Linked DNA regions of Homo sapiens: region 1 is linked to region 2. A link is a contact called in ENCODE Hi-C data. All regions are on one chromosome and are shown on one strand. Each heading gives the region's core, a stretch centred on a gene start or an enhancer-like site at or near the end of the contact. The rest is flanking DNA. Distances are from core to core; before and after follow the strand shown. Region 1 holds the start of ALDH16A1 (aldehyde dehydrogenase 16 family member A1). Region 2 holds the start of CARD8-AS1 (CARD8 antisense RNA 1).

What was found. Hi-C counts contacts between places; a loop is a spot of excess contacts on that map. Pooled maps may share reads with other maps.
Region 1: a loop to region 2 is called in a pooled map, with 6 times the contacts of the local background. The contact joins the promoter of ALDH16A1 here to the promoter of CARD8-AS1 in region 2. A Hi-C loop is called at or near these places in 6 of 50 pooled maps.

What each region holds. Positions count from the first base shown.
Region 1 is chr19:49,451,975-49,458,523 of GRCh38, forward strand. ALDH16A1 (aldehyde dehydrogenase 16 family member A1) reads left to right here and starts at 1,251. Exons shown (of 17, transcript NM_153329.4): 1 at 1,251-1,447; 2 at 6,512-6,549. The coding sequence starts at 1,358. RefSeq lists enhancers at 1-146, 1-50, 61-110, 1,844-2,803.
Region 2 is chr19:48,253,019-48,259,304 of GRCh38, forward strand. CARD8-AS1 (CARD8 antisense RNA 1) reads left to right here and starts at 2,657. Exons shown (of 2, transcript NR_040599.1): 1 at 2,657-2,776; 2 at 3,333-5,176. CARD8 (caspase recruitment domain family member 8) reads right to left here and starts at 2,894. Exons shown (of 14, transcript NM_001184900.3): 1 at 2,774-2,894. RefSeq lists an enhancer at 2,763-3,002.

The sequences.
Region 1 (6,549 bases), core at 1-2,500, 1.2 Mb after region 2:
TCCTGTATCTATGAAAGCCACACTTCCGGCTGGGCGCTGTGGCTCCTACCGGTAGTCCCAGCACTTTGGAAGGCCAGGGCAAGAGGATCGCTTGAGGCCAGGAGTTCGAAACCAGCTTGGGCAATACAATGAGATAACGTCCCACACCCCATCTCTTAAAAAAAAAAAAAAAGCGCCAGACTTCCACTCTTTCCACAACCAAAACTGGCCCCCTTACTTTGCAGTGAAGGTTGCATTTTCCAAACCTTAATCTCAATGTCCATCCTAAAAGGTACCCTTTTTATCTTTGAATTATCACTTCCTGCCAGCTCTAGATCCTAATACGTCCAGATCTAGACCCGCCAGGTCTAGATCTAGATCTAGACCTCTAGTCAATATAATTAGAAAAGCTGCACTTTGAGGCTGGGAGGCCGAGGTAGGAGGATCGCTTGAGCCCAGGAGTTCGAGACCAGCCTGAGCAACATAGCAAGATCCTGTCTCTACCAAAAAAAAAAAAAAAAAAAAAATTAGCCAGGCTTGATGGCACCTGCCTGTAGTCCCAGCTACTGTGCAGGCTGACGCAGGAGTAATGTTTAAACCTGAAAAGTCGAGGCGACAGTAAGCCGTGATCGGACCACTGCACTCCAGCCCTGGGCGACAGAGGGAGACCCTGTCTCAAGAAAATAAAAGGTAAAACAAAACCTGCACTTCCTGCTACTATAAAACAAGGCACTGGGAAGACGCATCAATAGGACGACCCTTTTTTTTTATTACTATTTTTTTTTTAGACACAGTCTCCCTTTGCCACCCAGGCTGGAGTGCAGTGGCGCGATCTCGGCTCACTGAAACGTACACCTTCTGGGTTCAAGTGATTCTCCCGCCTCAGCCTCTTGAGTAGCTGAGATTACAGGCGCGCACCACCACAGCTCGGCTAATGCTTGTATTTTTAGTAGAGACGGGGTTTCACCAAATTGGTCAGGCTGGTCTCGAACTCCCGACCTTAGGTGATCCGCCCGCCTCGGCCTCCCGAAGTGCTGGGATTACAGCCAAGAGCCATCGTGCCCGGCCACGCCGATCCTCATAAATCCGGAGCCCTCCTAACTATTCGCAAAGTACCCACATCGCCGTCTCCCCTTCCTCCCCGTTTTAAGCAGTGCGCATGCTCCTAAATACGCTTCCCCGTGGGGGACGTAGGCGGGGCCATCGGGTCCTAAGGAAAAAGTGTGGGCGTGGCTGCTCTCTGTATCTTGTAGCCCCACCCCATTCCCATTAGCCCCGCCCCTTTGGGCTGGAACCGGAGGTGTCGCTCTTCGGACCTCAAGGTTCCCCTTAACACAGAGCGCCCCGCAGTCTTCGCGGAAAGCGTTCGGGGTAGGCGATGGCTGCGACGCGTGCAGGGCCCCGCGCCCGCGAGATCTTCACCTCGCTGGAGTACGGACCGGTGCCGGAGAGCCACGCATGCGCACTGGTGAGAGTCTGCCCGGCCGGCGCTGCTCGCTGCGTTCCCCAGGCCTGGGCGCCCGGTTTTTCGCGGGGAGTCCCGTCATCCACTGCGGTAGCTCAGCCGCTCCGCCTCTCTTAGTCCCCGTGATTCCCGCCGCCCAATAGGATCGCGCCCTGTAGGACGCTCCCTTGAGCCTTGGCGGTGGCAGCCTTTTAGTCTGTTCCGGTCTTCCCCACTGGTTCTCTTGCCCCTTGATCCTGAACTCCTCGTAGTGTTTCCGCGGTTTTCCTGAACTCCTCTAGACGCTCTCGTGATTCCTCAGGGTCCCCTCAGAACCTGACGCCACCCACCAGACCCCTTAGGATTCCTGTGAGGCTCCAGTGACCCACAACCCCCATTGTCTTTCCACGACTCTTCAAAACATCCTATGGCTTCCATGGGCCTCCAGAGCACCCCAGACCTCCTGAGGGACTCCCTTCATCCCTTTGATTACCCAGAGACCTTCAGAACTTCCATGGAGCCCCCGTGATCCCATAGGACCCCTCAATACTCGTGGGGTTCATGTGACCTCATCGGAACTCTCAGGAGCCTAGAATACATCAGGACTTCCGGTTTGGGTTGGGTTTTTTTTTTGTTTTTTTTTTTGAGCCAGGGTCTCACTCTGTCGCCCAAACTGAAGTGCACTGGCGCTATCACACCACTGCAGCCTCAACCTCCTGGGCTCAAGCCATCCTCTCACCTCAGCCCCCCAAGTAACTGGGACCAGAGACGCGCGCCACCACTCTCAGCTAATATTTGTACTTTTTCTAGAGACAAGGTTTCAGCATGTTGGCCAGGCTGGTCTCGAACTCCTGGCCTCAAGTGATCCACCCACCTCGACTTCCCAAAGTGCTGGGATTACAGGCGTGAGCTACTGCACCCAGCCACATCAGGACTTCCTGTAATTACTTATGGCCCCTCACAATACCCTCACGGGGCTCCTATGATCTCTCTAGCTCTCAGAATGTCCCATAGGGTTCCCATGATTGTTCAGGAACCCCTGAAGTCCTCGTGAGGGTCCCATGATCCCCTGGGGGTCCTCAGAACCTCCCTAGGACTCCCATGACCCCTCAGAGGCCCCCAGAACCCTCGTGGGGTTCCTGCAAATGAGTAGGGCACCTCAAACTTTCTGTCGTTTCCCCAGGCACTCTCAGAATTCCTTCACGGGGCTCTCATGATCCCCCAGGGTCCCCCAGCACCCAGGCGAAAGGAGCTTAGGCTTCTTTGAGGGGGAGGGCAGGAGGCCAGAGCAATGATCCAAGTGGAAGGAACTGGATCAGAACCCTGGCACAGCCTAGAACTTGGGGAGGCCAAGACGGGCAGATCGCCTGAGCTCAGGAATTCGAGACCAGCCTGGGCAACATAGTGAAACCTCGTCTCTACTAAAATACAAAACATTGGGCCAGGCGTGGTGGCTCAGACTTGTAATCCCAGCACTTTGGGAGTCCTAGGTGGGCGGATCACCTGAGGTCAGGAGTTCGAGACCAGCCTGGCCAACATGGTGAAACCCCATCTCTACTAAAATACAAAAATTACCTGAGCGTGGTGGTGTTTGCCTGTAATCCTAGCTACTTGGGAGGCTGAGGTGGGAGAATTGCTTGAATCCAGGAGGCAGAGGTTGCAGTAAGCTGAGATTGCACCACTGCACTCCAGCCTGGGCAACGGAGCAAGACGCTGTCTCCAAAAAAAATACAAAAATGGCTGGGCGCAGTGGTTCACACCTGTAATCCCAGCGCTTTGGGAGGCCGAGGCGGGCGGATCATGAGGTCAGGAGATCGAGACCAGCCTGGCCAAGATGGTGAAACCCATCTCTACTAAAAATACAAAAAATTAGCTGGGCGTGGTGGCAGGCACCTGTAATCCCAGCTACTTGGGAGGCTGGGGCAGGAGAATCGCTTGAACCCAGGAGGTGGAGATTGCAGTGAGCCGAGACCACGCCACTGCACTCCAGCCTGGGCAACAAGAGCAAAACTCCATCTCAAAAAAAAAAAAAAAAAAAAAAGGAAACAGAAAACAAAAGATTAGCCGAGGATGGCAGCACACACCTGTAGTCCCAGCTACCCGGGAGGCTGAGGTGGGAGGATCACCTGAGCCTGGGAGGTGCAGTGATCATACCACTGAACTCCAGCCTGGGTGACAGAATAAGACCCTGTCCCCCCTGAAAAAAAAAGAAGTTGAGGCCAGGCAAGTGGCTCACACCTGTAATCCCAGCAGTTTGGGAGACCGAGGCAGGAGGATCACTCGCACCTAGGAGTTTGAGACCAGCCTGGGCAACATGGTGAGGCCCTATCTCTATTAATATAAAAATAAAACATAAAAAGTGAAGTTGAGACTTGGACTTGAGTCCTTGCATTTCAGACCCGTGGTCTTGCCTACACCAGCAAAGTTCTCAACCGTACAGTCTCTGGGCCAGACTCAACCAACAAACATGTTTTCTTTGGCGTGAACTTTATTTTTTTTTTATGTGAAATGCTGGACAATTGATTCCATGTAAACATCCGGGAGGTCCTCTTGAAAATAAAATTCCAAAATGTGTCAACATTTGGCTCAACTTCCCTGACAAAAGTCATCTGGGACCAATAGCTCCTGTCTTTTCCATGAATCGTTAAGCTCCTCTTCTCATCCAGGCCCTCTTCTCAGGCCTCCTGGAACCCTCTGGACATTCTTTTGGAATTTTGTTTTTCTTTTGGGGGGAAGCTTTCCAACTTGCACAGAATAATTAGCATTTATTTTGAACTCCTGTTTACCCATCACTGTGCCTCAACCATCATCAACATTTATCCCAGCGCTGTTTCCTTCTGTATTTTCTTTGGAGTAATTTAAACAAATCCTGGATGTCACAGTATTTTCCTATAAATATTTGAATCCTTTCTTCTAACAGATAAGGGCTCATTTTGTTACAAAACTACCATGGTCTGTTACCACACTTAACATTAAGTCATTCTTTTTGTTTTTTGTTTGTTTGTTTGAGACAGGATCTTACTCTGTCGCCCAGGCTAGCATTCAGTAGCGTTCATAGCTCACTGCAGCCTGAAACTCCTGGACCCAAGCAATCCTCCCACCCCAGCCTCCTGACTAGCTGAGACTACAAGTGTGCATCATCATGACTGGCAAATTTTTTACTTTTATTTTTGTAGAGATGGGGTCTTGCTGTGTAGGTCCAGACTAGTCTCAAACTCCTCAGCTCAAGCAATCCTCCCGTCTCAGCGTGGGAAAGTGCAGGGATTACAGATGTGAGCTACCATGCCCGGCCAACAATCATTCTTTAATGTCATCTGATGCCCAGTTCATGTTCAAATATCCCTGACTTTCTCACAGATGTCTCTCTCCCTGTGGGCGTTTGAGTTTGGAACTTCTAAGTAACTTTTTTGCTTTAAAGAGAAAGGAGAAGCCAGGCACAGTGGCTCATGCTTGTAATCCCAGCACTTTGGGAGGCCGAGGCGAGTGGATCACCTGAGGCCAGGAGTTCGAGACCAGCCTGGCCAACATGGTAAAAACCCATCTCTACTAGAAATATATAAATTAGCTGGGCATGGTGGCGGCCGCCTGTAATCCCAGCTACTTGGGAGGCTGAGGTAGGAGAATCACGTGAACCCAGGAGGCGGAGGTTGCAGTGAGCTGAGATCGCACCATTGCACTCCAGCCTGGGAGACAAGAGCAAGACTCCATCTCAAAAAAAAAAAAGAAAGAAGGGCCAGTAAGAGAAAAATCAGGAATATGTGACATCAGAGATGCTAGGGGAGTCTGTAGAAGGAGCAAGTGAGCAGTGTGCTTTGGATTTAGCATCAGGGAAGACGTGACCAGGATGAGAAAGAAATATGGAGGAGAAGTCCGGGCGCAGTGGCTCACGCCTGTAATCTCAGCACTTTGGGAGGCCGAGGCGGGCGGATCACGAGGTCAGGAGATCAAGACCATCCTGGCTAACACAGTGAAACCCCATCTCTACTAAAAATACAAAAAAATTAGCCAGGCGTGGTGGCAGGCGCATGTAGTCCCAGCTACTCGGGAGCCTGAGGCAGGAGAATGGCGTGAATCCAGGAGGCGGACCTTGCAGTGAGCAGAGATCGCGCCACTGCACTCCAGCCTGGGTGACAGAGCAAGACTCTGTCTCAAACAAAAAAAAAAAAAAGAAAGAAAGAAATATGGAGGAGATGTGGTGAGTGAGATGTGGTAAAAAAATTTTTTTTCTTTGAGACAGAGCCTTGCTCTGTTACTCAGGCTGGAGTGCAGTGGCGTGATCTTGGCTTACTACAGCCTCTACCTCCTGGGCTCAAGTGATCCTCCCACCTCAGACTCCCAGGTAGCTGGGACTACAGGCACTCACCACCACACCCGGCTAACTTTTTGTATTTTTTGTAGAGATGAGCTTTCACCATGTTGCCCAGGCTGGTCTTGAATGCCTAGGCTCAGACCACCTCGGCCTCCCAAAGTGGACTCCAAATAGGTGCCACTGTTGTGGCACCAGCCCAAGGACTCAGTTGAGACCCTAATTGAATGAATTAAAGATGTTGACACATCCATAATCCCAGCACTTTGGGAGGCCAAGGCGTGCAGATCACTTGAGGTCAGGAGTTCAAGACCAGCCTGACCAACATGGTGAAACCCCGTCTCTACTAAAAATACAAAAACAAAACTAGCCGCATGTGGTGGCGGGCGCCTGTAGTCCCAGCTACTCAGGAGATTGAGGCGGGAGAATAGCGTGAACCCAGGAGGCGGAGCTTGCAGTGAGCTGAGATCATGCCACTGCACTCCAGCCTGGGTGACAGAGCAAGACTCAGTCTCAAAAAAAAAAAATGAAAAAATGTTCTAGAACTAGAGTGGTGATGGTTACACAACACTGTAAATGCACAGAATGCCACTAAACTGCTGAACTATACACTTTGAAATGCTCTATTTTACCACAAACTTTTTTTTTAAAGCAATAGGAGGAAAAGAATTAGCTGATGGGGCAGAGGGAGACAGACGTCCCCTCCTAGAGGATTCTGGGTAGGGGTTGAACTGCCCCAGCTCCTCCCGAACCCCTTTCCAAACTGTCTCTACCTCCCCCAGGCCTGGCTGGACACCCAGGACCGGTGCTTGGGCCACTA
Region 2 (6,286 bases), core at 1,407-3,906:
GTTCCTTATTCTTGGTACTATTTAATGGGTTGGACATACATCCATGATCTAAACAGATAAAACATAATAGCACAAGAGATTATACAGAATGTTTGTGGTACAGGAAAACGTATATGTACACATGATAGGAGCTAAAAAGAATAGGACTGGTTAAGAGAATGTGGTGTGTGAGAGTACAGGTGCAGGGAGCTGCAGTGACTGGGATTACAGGTATGCATCACCATGCCTGGCTAATTTTTGTATTTTTGTAGAGACGGGGTTTCACCAATTTGGCCAGGCTGGTCTCGAACTCCTGGCCTCACGTGATCCACCTGCCTCAGCCTCCCAAAGTGCTGTAATTACAGGTGTGAGCCACCGTGCCTGGCCAACATTTATCATTTTAAATACTCATCTGCAAAAATGTTTCCAAGTGGGGCCACTTCCCCACCCCTCATATGACAGTGGCAGTGATATACCATATACATGGTTATTAAAAAGAATCTGGAGCAACAATATGAATGTCAGACAAATTAGGCTTCAAGAGCATTTCCCTCCATCTTACAGGGGATAAACCCAAAGAAGTTATATTAAGATTCCAATAAAAGAATGCAAGATGACTATCTGTGTAAAAATGTAATCAATGGGGAGCAGGTGCACCTCCAATAATATTAGACAAAATATATTTTACCTAAACAGCATTACTAAGTATAAAGTAGATCACTTCAATAAGAATAACAATTTTAATTTTGTGTATACATATTCACACTTTCAATATGTATATAGTATACACGGGTAGAATGATAAACAGATATAGAATAATCCTCCACTCTTGTGGGAAATCTGTTCAATAGTCTTTCAGCAATTAACAGAATAACAGAGTATCAGTAAAGATATAAAAAATTGACCAAAGCAATTCATATTCTTGACTTAAGTGCCCTAGAATAACAACTCACACAGCCATTGAAGAATCCCCATCATCCTATCTCAAGCATAGAGGAAACACATAGCATACATATGTAGCCACATAGCAAACACAGAAATGACTATCAACAAAGTGGAAGAGTTTAATGCACAGATTAAGTTATCTGAATATATGTACAATGAGTTATAAATAATAAATAATTGAGCCAGGTGAAGTAGTACATGCCTGTAATCCCACCTACTTGGGAGGCTGAGGTAGGAGTTTGAGCCCAGGAGTTTGAGTCTGGTCTGGGCAGCATTGCAAGATCCCATCCCCCAAATAATAAATAAACTAACTAAGTAATCAATAATTGAATGAGAAAAGTTAGCTCATATTTCAATATGTTCAATCTTAGGATATATACTTCTAGGCAACCACTTAGTGACAAAAATTCTGTAGAAATCCATCATTGAAAGTTCATTATGTAAATAAATGTGAAGACTAGATAAGAACCACAGAACACAATGACATTGGAAAAAATGCCACAGTAATTCTTTGAAAAAAGAAATGCAGGCCTGGTGCGGTGGCTCATCCCTGTAATCCCAGCACTTTGGGAGGCCGAAGTGGGCAGATCACAAGTCAGGGGTTCGAGACCAGCCTGGCCAACATAGTGAAACCCCGTCTCTACTAAAAACACAAAAACAATTAGCTGGGTGTGGTGGTGGGCACCTGTAGTCGCAGCTACTCGGGAGGCTGAGGCAGGAGAGTGCTTTCAGAGAAACTTCTTGATCACAAGGGGAAATCTGAAAGTTGTCAGAACAAAATGGAGTCACTTATGTTAAGATAACCCTGACAAATAGAGCCAGGAAGGCCATGAAGAGAGGGCTCTTATCCTTGCATGCCTGAAGATGAAAAAGACTCTACAAAACCCACAACCTTACATAAAGGTCTTCACAACCTTAAAAAAATATATATTTCTGCAAGGAATGCTGCCCAGCAACTGCTGGTCCAACCTAGGACTAATGTCACCCTTGTTACTGATCTTTGTAGCCAAGGAAAATTCTGTTAAAACAATATGCAATCCTCCCCATTTCTGTCTTCCTTTATCTCCCTGAATATACACATAGTTTAATACGGCATGTCTATTCCCAATTGCAATGCTCTATTCCCAAATAAACATTGTTTCCGGCTGGGCGCAGTGGCTCACGCCTGTAATCCCAACACTTTGGGAGGCCAAGGCGGGCTGATCTCGAGGTCAAGAGACGGAGACCATCCTGGCCAACATGGTGAAACCCCGTCTCTACTAAAAAATAAAAAATTAGCTGGATGTGGTGGTGCACGCCTGTAGTCCCAGCTACTTGGGAGACTGAGGCACGAGAATCGCTTGAACCTGGGAGGCAGAGGTTGCAGTGAGCCAAGATCATGCCACTGTACTCCAGCCTAGCCACAGAGCGAGACTCCATCTCAAAAAGAAAAAAAAATTGTTTCCCTTAGGAAGCTTTCATATGTTTGTTAGTTAGGTTAACACTTCTAATAATTAAAGTTATACAGTTACAGTGTAAAATTATTAGTATTAACAACATAAACATTGGTATAAAAATTATTATTACAGAAATTAAAACAAATTGAGTGTGAGAGAGATTATTAAGACTGTCCAAGCCAAGTCACTGAAGTCATAAATTTAAGTTATGACAGGATGCCGAGCTTCCAGAGGGTTTTGTTTTTAACAAGGGAGGGGCCCTATTTCCCCTTCTGACACGCTCATATGAACTTCTCACTTTGTCGTACTCCTTCCTTGCTGACTAAGAGGAACAGAACACAGAGCAGCCTGGCGGTGTCCTACCAACAAGCCTCCGTTTCTCCTTCCTGTACACTAGGGCTCCTGAAACTCACCTGGTAAGCGCTCCAGAAAAGCAGCAGGTGGTGACTTTAGGGTAGGACGGGCCAAATGGGAGAATCCCCTTAGGTCGGTTTCTCTGGTTCTCAACTTCTTTTGAAATAACGCTCGCAGAGGAGGTGGGCTTTCTGAGAACTGAGGGAAGTAAGCTCTCAGGACTTCCGGTCGCCATGATGGCTGTGGGCAGTCAATGGGGTCAGTGCAAGCATCTGGGCCATCTTTAATGTGGGCAGGAAAAAAACACGATTACACTTACTTCTGCAGAGTTTATAATATCCTTGTTCATTATTTAAAATAAAATATCTAAGACATAGGTAATAGTATATTTTAAATAAAATTGAAGCAATATATGAAATTTCTCTGGAATTCATCCAGCCACTCTCAGCTGTTACCACTATCCAGAAACGTCTTAATCCGCCTGCATGATTTATGTATTTGGTTTGTATTTTAAATATCATTTTCTGTAATATTTAAAAGTTGTATTTGCTTGGTATCCTGCTATGCATTCTCATGCAATTTGATTTTTAATCAATATTACTTTTTTTTTTTTTTGAGATGAAGTCTCCGTCTGTCACCCAGGCTGGAGTGTAATGGAGCAATCTCGGCTCACTGCAACCTCTGCCTCCCAGGTTCAAGCGATTCTCTTGCCTCAGCCTCCCGAGTAGCTGGAATTATAGGTGCATGCCACCACGCTCGGCTAATTTTTTGTATTTTTAGTAAAGACGGAGTTTCACCATGTTGGTCAGGATGGTCTCCGTCTCTTGACCTCGAGATCAGCCCGCCTCGGCCTCCCAAAGTGCTGGGATTACAGGCGTGAGCCACTGTGCCCGGCCTTGGTTTCTAAATACTATTTTGAAGTATCTGTGGAGAAATGGTTACTTCGAGGGCTGGGGCAGGAATATATAAGATAACATTGGAACAAATTCTGACGCCAGAACATGAAGAAATATTTGAAAAAGGATGGGGCATATTGACTGAACACAGAAGACAAACATGCATGACCTCAGCCTAATCGTGAGAAAACATCAAAGAAATCCAAATTGATAAACATTCTGTAAAATAATTGGCCATGCTCAGCAAAAGTGTCACAATCACAAAAGACAAGGGAAGAATAAGAAACGGTCACAGCCTGGAGGAATCTAAGGACATAACAACTGAGTGCAATGTGAGATCCTCGATTCGATCTTGGAGAAGAAAGAGGACGTTAAGAGAAATATTGACAAAATTCAAATAAGGTCTGCACATTAGGTAATGGTAAGATACGTTGACATCAATTTCCTGGTTGGATACTTGTATTACATATACTATTATGTATATAATTATTATATTACAATTACATATACAGTTGTATATTATATATAATACAATAAATGTATATATATGATTATAATACAATAAATGTATATATACAGTTTTATATATAACAACTATTATACATATAATACAATTATATATATAGCTAACATCAGGATAGGCTGGTTGAGGATTTATATGAATCTTTGCTAATTTTGCATGTTTAAAATTATTTCAACATAAAAAAATTATATGGGTCATGTAGTTTTTTGTGCAGTTTAATTCTAGGCACCATAGTTTCTGTTTTAATGGGTGTATTTTCTTCTTTCAAGGAATTGGGATAGTCTGTTGTATTAAAAACCTATTCATTTTTGTACATTAAGATTCTTCTGGCCAGGCGCAATGGCTCAAGCCTATAATCCCAGCACTTGGGAACCTGAGGCAGGCAGATCACCTGAGGTCAGGAGTTCAAGACCAGCATGTCCAACATGGTGAAACCCCATCTCTACTAAAAATACAAAAAAAATTAGCCAGGCATGGTGGCACATGCCTGTAATCCCAGCTACTTGGGAGGCTGAGGAGGAGACTCACTAGAACTCAGGAAGCAGAGGTTGCAGTGAGCCAAGACTGCGCCACTGCACTCTGGCCTAAGCAACAGAGGGAGACTCCATCTCAAAAAAAAAAAAAGATTATTTCTCTAACTTACTGGTTTATCTTTTATAGCTTATTTCAGGTGATTTGTTGTGTTTGTCTATAGAGTAAAATAACATGTCTAATGAGTTATAATTTAATGTCCTTCCATTCAATCACTGTATTTCAAATTTATTCCAATATTTTGGAATAAGCTTCCAATATTTTAACTTAAATAGGGAAGGTCATACTTGGTATTTTCCTGACCTCAGCTGGAATGCCTTCATAGTGTTCACATGAACACATTTGGCCTGAGAGAGACTTATTATGCCGAGAATGTGTGTAACCCTTTTTACTTAGGAATTGTGGGTGGAGTTTTTCCCCCCGCCCAAGAATGATTGTTAATTTCCGTCCATCATTTTCCTTTGATTGTTCTTCATCTCGAAAACAAATAATAAAATAATAAAATAAATAAATAAAACTTACTGGTCTTCTCACCTATTTTCTTGCAGTGCCTTTAAGCAATGCTCTGCCAATATCTTTTTCTTAATTATTATGGAATGCATGGGACCGTTCCATGCCTGATTATATGCAGAATGTTCTTTCTACAAGTGAGTTTTTGTAGTATTTCTGTACTCTGCCATACTAGGGCATTTCTCTGTTTTCAAGGATCTCCCAACCACACCGCCTCTACCACATTTATCTCCTGCTCAGCCTCCACTCCAACTGCCCAGACCTCACAGCTCTTGTATTCAAACTCTATCGATAAATCACCGAGTATGAGGCTTTACTCACAGGAAATTACTCTTCTGGCACTTCCTGACTTCTTTATGTTTTCTCACTCTGCACTTCCTCCCTGTTCCTCCGCTATGCTTCACCCTGACTTAACACAGTTTTGTCAGCCAGTGAGAAACATGTGGATCTGTGAATTCTATCTGTCTCCTCGTTATTCTGAAAATGGAGTTTGCATGGACTTTTCCGTTCACCTTATTGCTTTCATTGATACTCAGTAATAGACAAGATAAACTGTTATTTCTCATTGCCTTGTTCATTTCAGAAGTACCAGGTAGAATTTTACAATTCTTGCCTTGATACATATTCCCAGTAATTGTTGAGTGATTTAATTGTATGTTGTCTTGATATTACTTTGGTCATATATTACATTATTTCTCATTTTTGAATATCTGGATTTACATAAATTCTGTGTAATTCAGGTTTGTATTTATCCAAGTTCTCAGAAACTACAACTGCTGTAATTGATCATAACTCTCCTAATACAGGTGTAACTAAAGTGAGAGATGCTTTTTGACTCATGAAAAAAAGAAGACTGTAGACCAAGTCTCAATAACTTCCACTTAATCCTATAGAAAGTTAGCCAAGATAATGTACACCTTCTTTAAGATTCTTATAAGGAAAAGATTCCATTTTGTTTCTTGAAATGAGGTATTGCTTTGTCGCCCAGACTGGAATGCAGCGGTGCCATCATAGCTCACTGCGACCTTAAACTCCTGGGCTCAAGGGATCCTCTCACTTCAGCCTCCCGAGTAGCTGGGACTACAGGCACAAACCACTGTGCCTGGCTTCAT